Regions from separate parts of the Mus musculus genome. Here region 1 is linked to region 2. The links are chromatin contacts, found by POLR2A ChIA-PET in ENCODE. All regions are on one chromosome and are shown on one strand. Each heading gives the region's core, a stretch centred on a gene start or an enhancer-like site at or near the end of the contact. The rest is flanking DNA. Distances are from core to core; before and after follow the strand shown.

Evidence for each region. ChIA-PET counts read pairs that join two places held with the same protein, here RNA polymerase II (POLR2A).
Region 1: POLR2A ChIA-PET joins it to region 2 with 12 read pairs in embryonic stem cell. The contact joins two enhancer-like sites. POLR2A ChIA-PET finds 5 or more read pairs at or near these places in 4 of 5 experiments (Patski and embryonic stem cell).

What each region holds. Positions count from the first base shown.
Region 1 is chr1:136,705,329-136,708,028 of GRCm38, reverse strand. Platr22 (pluripotency associated transcript 22) reads right to left here. Exons shown (of 5, transcript NR_037986.1): 2 at 2,387-2,490. Among named protein-coding and RNA genes, the nearest start is that of Platr22, 10 kb to the right of the region's middle. Within about 2 kb of position 1,363, at least 1 of the 3 ENCODE cell types and tissues checked has a DNase peak (open chromatin) inside an H3K27ac peak, as active enhancers do.
Region 2 is chr1:136,554,665-136,557,421 of GRCm38, reverse strand. It overlaps a transcript of Kif14 not described here. Among named protein-coding and RNA genes, the nearest start is that of Zfp281, 69 kb to the left of the region's middle. Within about 2 kb of position 1,406, at least 2 of the 3 ENCODE cell types and tissues checked have a DNase peak (open chromatin) inside an H3K27ac peak, as active enhancers do.

The sequences.
Region 1 (2,700 bases), core at 114-2,613, 150 kb before region 2:
CAACAGCTCAGTCCTGCAACTCACTTTGGATATGACACCATTCAGCCGGTCACCGTGTCAGATCCCACACGTTGAAGACACTTTGGTCCCAGGCTCCCCACATCCCGTGCCAGTCGCTATGGATCGTTTTTGAGTTGTGCTTCTAACCAACTACAACTCAGCTGTGCTAGTCAGTGCTATTCAGGCTCACGGTGCCTGGGAAGAGACACCGTGGTGACCACAGCAACTCTTATGAAGGAAAAAGTCTCGTTGGGGCTGGCTTACAATTCAGAGGTCCGTTATCGTCATAGTGGGAAGCGCGGCTGCATGCAGGCAGAAATGGTGAAGGAGATGTAGCTGAGAGTTCTACATCCGGATTGGCAGGCAGCCGGAAGAGAGAGCCACACTGAGCCTGTCTTGAGCTTCTGAAACTCAAAGCTCCTCCCCCTTCCCCCAGTGACACACCTCCTCAAAAAGGCCACACCTACTCCAACAAGGCCACACCTCCTCATAGGGCCACGCCCTGTGAGCCTCTGGAGGTCATTTCCTTTCAAACCACCACACCAGCTGTGCCTCCCTCCTCCTGTTTGGCTAATCTGCTGGTGTTGCAAGTAAGGAAACAGGCTTGCTGGCTTACTGTAGAACTAGGTAACAGATGAAGGGACGCACAGGGCTCAGGGCATAGTCAAGACAGGGGTTTGAGGGAAAGCCAGCTTCCAGGTGCTTAGAACAGCCAGCCATCTATCTCATGGCTCTCCGAACTCAGGTCTTTGTGGAATGTTCACTACGTAGGCATGACTGAGTTCGTGACTGAGTTGATCACTGGTAACAAATTTGCAGCCTCTCTCGCTTCCTTCCCTGCGCTTTCCCGGTGCCCAGGCCCCATCCCAAAGCCAGTAATTAGCTCAGTAGCAACCAAAACCAAACAAACAAAAATCTCACATTTATCATAGGTTTACTCCTCAACATTACTCGTTTCCTGAGCGCGGTTCAGGCACACTAGGCAGGATGGTGTGAGGGAGCATTTGTTGAACATATGAGGTGCTGGGTACCATCCAAACATTGCCTAGAAAAAAGTCTAGTCAAGATAGCACATGTATCCCATCAGCTGCGGTGATTTTCAATATGGAGCAGAGCCTACCGCAGGTGGGCTTGACCCAAATGGCCCTGCTGCAGGAAAACGGCTCCTATTTTGTCGCCCCAAGCACAGCCTGACTGTGTTTCTGATCTTAGTGCATTTTGAGGACAAAATGTTCGGGGCTTCAGGAAAGTGTATGAGCAGAAACTGTCTGCACCTAAAATGGCCACCAGAGCAACAGCCAGACAACATTTAACCGCATTGTAATCTATCTGCCGGCTAAATGGCATACTCTCCAGCACGATGCCTGTTGACAATTGCCATGGTAACCGTGGCAGGGAACTATAAAAGGAACAAAAAGAGACTGCCTTAAGGTTCCCAGAAAAGAGATGAATAAATATCTTCACTACCCATCACCCTTATCAGCACCTCATTTTTAAAATCTTTTTTTTTAATTTACCTTTATTTTATGTGCATTGGTGTTTTGCCTGCATGTATGTCTGTGTGAGAGTGCTGATCTTGGAGTTACAGACAGTTGTGAGCTGCCATGTGGGTGCTGGAATTTGAACTGGCGTCTTCTGGAAGAATAGCTAACGCCCTCACCTGCTGATCCATCTCTCCAGCACTTTCTTCCCCTCATTTTTGATACCGTATCTATAACCTCCCTTTGTCCCCGTTTCTCTTGTTCTTGTTGAATAGGAAGATATCTGTTTCGCTATTTAGTCAATGCTCATTGCTTTCTCACTTCAGAAAGGGAAAAGGGACAAGTCTAGAGACAAAAATCTCAGTAACAAATCAGGCTGAGGGAATTCAAGGCCAGCCTGGGCTACATAGAGAAGTACAGGTGAAGGCCAGTTCAAGAGACAAAGAAGACTGTCTAAAATCAACCAACCAACCATCTGATAGCAACTAAAAATCTCTAACCATGTTAGGAGAAACAGCCCTGACTCACGGCTGGGTGTACCTGCCTGCTCTTGGAATACCAGCCCTAAGAAAGTGGAGGGAGGAGAGAATAAGGAGTCAGCATCTTCTATCAGTAGGTTTGGGGCCAACCTAGGCCACATGAGGCTCAGAAAGAAAGAACAATGGGGGCATGACACACTGGGAGAATGCTTACCTAGTAGTTTATAAAAAGTAATAGGTTCAGCCGGGTGTGGTGGCGCTACGCCTTAATCCCAGTACTCCGGTGGCAGAGGCAGGCGGATTTCTGAGTTCAAGGCCAGCCTGGTCTACAGAGTGAGTTCCAGGGCAGCCAGGGCTACACAGAGAGACCCTGTCTCAAAAAAAGAAAAAGAAAAACAAAAGTAGTAGGTTCAATCCCCAACTCACAAATGGAATGTAGTGGCCCAAGCCTATAATCCCAGAAATGGGGAGCAGAGCCAGGATTAGAAGTTCAAGGTCATCTTCAGCTACACGGTGACTTACAGGGTAACCTGAAAAACATGAAAAATTACATATGAATATAATATAGATGCATATATATGTATATATATATATATATATATATATATATACTGTGTATGTTTCTCTTATATGTGAAGACTATAAAACAAAAAAAGAATAGGGCACTATGGGAAGATAAATATGATCAAAGGATACTGTTTATATATATTAAGGCATCTTAATAAAACCTGTCATAGCCA
Region 2 (2,757 bases), core at 157-2,656:
AGATCTTGTTACGGATGGTTGTGAGCCACCATGTGGTTGCTGGGATTTGAACTCTGGACCTTCAGAAGAGCAGTCGGGTGCTCTTACCCACTGAGCCATCTCACCAGCCCCTCAAGTCGTCATTTTTTACCCACTGAACCATATGTACACTATAAATGTATACCATAATGTACGCTATAAATAAGTAGAGGTATAGTCTAAAAAAATCTGTACATATTTTGACAAAATCCATCCTCAAGATGGTGGAAGGTTATTGCTTGGTTTATATACATTTTTCACGAGTGCAGCCGCTGATGGGTCGTAGGTGGGAAATCAAGTGATCATACACCGGCATCGTTTTGAGCCATTACAGGAACAGAGAAAACCTGCAGAGGACTTGGTCTGTTCTCCATTTTGATGGCACGAAAGCCATCCCTTGCTTTTAAAGCAAGCACAGGGATAAAAATCCCCGTGATGGACTCAGAGACCTTCTGACCTCATCTCTCACCTTGGCTTTTAGTCTTGTTGGTGGTTGTTTTGTTTGTCTTGTTTTTAAGATTTATTTATTATACAGCATTCTGCCTGCAAGTATTCCTGCAGGCCAGAAGAGGGCACCAGATCCCATTACAGATGGTTGTGAGCCACCATGTGGTTGCTGGGAATTGAACTCAGGACCCCTGGAAGAGCAGCCAATGCTCTTAACCACTGAGCCATCTCTCCAGCCCCAAGTCAGTGGGTTTTTTTTGGATGTTGTTTTCTGAATGGTGTGTGTGTGTGTGTGTGTGTGTGTGTGTGTGTGAAGAGAGAGAGAGAGAGAGAGAGAGAGAGAGAGAGAGAGAGAGAGTTTTTTCTTGTCTTTCCATACCCCTTATGGTGTATGGTGCAGTACTACACTGACCTCAGCCTGTGGAAACAGGACAGACTCTGAAGGCACTGAAGGGGACTATGGGAAGGTCTGTCTGTGGCTTTATCCTTCCTTAGTTCTGCTTCTGGCTTACAGGTTGTCCATTTCTCCAAACTCATTCTCAGTTTGTAGAAATGCAGCTGTTTGCCAAACACCTACGGGATAGCGCAAAAGCTCGTACCGTTTTATTAATACCCTTTTGGGTTCCATGTATCTACACACAAATCCTGCATCTTGCAGCAGTCCCAAAATGAAGACGTAGATGCTGTCTGCCTGGGAGAAGGGAGGCACTCAGTCCTCGAAGGGCTGCTGTTGAGCTCAGACTAGAGGCACATTCCTTTCTCTTGACACAGAGTTTCCAGCACAATTAGCATTTTATAGGCATCCCACAAACACTGTGGAAGGGAATCGAATTGCCACTGGAAATGGCCAGAGTGATTAAAATATTAATTCTAAACAGCAGAGGGAGCACCCCGGGCGTAGGTTTCACAGTGGTGGTCAACCCTGATCCCGTGCACAACCCCCTGGGAATGTCAAGAAGCAGCCAAGCCCTGGCTGTCAGAAACCTGACGGAGTAGACACAAGATAAGACTTAGCCACTGAGAGTTTTTAAAGGTCCACTGGTAATTACAGAACATAACCAGGTATGGTGGGTAGGATTTTTTGTTGTTTTGTTTTATTTAAGTGAAGAGTTTGTGTTCCCTGAACGGCATTCTTCCAAGGCCAACGCTTCTGAAAGGAGCACTCACAGAGGATGACAGGACTGCCAAGCCGCCCAGGAACTGCTTCTGAGAGTTGAATTTGTAAATGAAGAGGCAGTTTTGCTTTTCGGAAGCAAGATCTACCAGCTTGTTCTTAAAGGGCCAGGTAGTGACGACTTCAGGCTGCGCAAAGCTTTGTACTCTGCAGCAAACTCTCACCTTGGTCATCAGGGCAGAAAGGCGGTCCTGTGGAGACACGTGAATGGGCACAGCTGTGTTCTAATAAGGTTTTATTGATGGATGTTCAATATTGAATTTCATGAAACCCCATTCTATTGACTTTTTTTCTGTCTTTTTTTTTTTTTTTTTTTTTTGGTTTCTCGAGACAGGGTTTCTCTGTGTAGTCCTGGCTGTCCTGGAACTCACTCTGTACACCAGGCTGGCCTCGAACTCAGAAATCCACCTGCCTCTGCCTCCCAAGTGCTGGGATTAAAGGCATGAGCCACCACAGCCCAGCTTTTTTCTGTCTTTCTTGAGACAGTCTCACTGTGTAGTTCTGGCTGGCTTGGTACTCACCACGTAGACCTGCCTGGCCTTGAGTTCACAGAGACCTATGAACTATGTTTACCTCCCGAGTGCTGGGATCAAGGCATGACCACTGAGTCCAGACTGATATTTTTTCAACCACCAGAAACTATAGCGGGCTGAGTGAGATAGGGCTCACCAGGTAAAGGCACTTGCCGCCAACGTGGGCAACTTGAGTGGAAGGAGGGGCTGATTCCCAAAAGTTGTCCTCTGACTTCCACAACCCCACACACGATACATAAAATAAATCATACATACAAAAACAAAACAAAAGAAAAAAAAAACCCAACTAAACAGTGGCTAGGTTTGTGAGCAGGCCATTGTTACTGTCCCTCCCCCACCCAAATCCTGCTCTAGAAGAATGCATTAAGCCAGTCCAAGCTGGCTGCTGGTGGCAGACATATTTAATCCCGGCACTCTTTAAGGCAGAGGCAGGCGGATCTTTATGAAATTGAGAGATCAGCTTGGTCTACAGAGTGAGTTCCAGAACAGCCAGGGATATACAGAGAAACTCTATCTTGAAAAACCAAAACCAAAATAGAGAGGAGAGAGGGAAAGAGGGAGAAAGGAAGGGGGGCAACATAGACA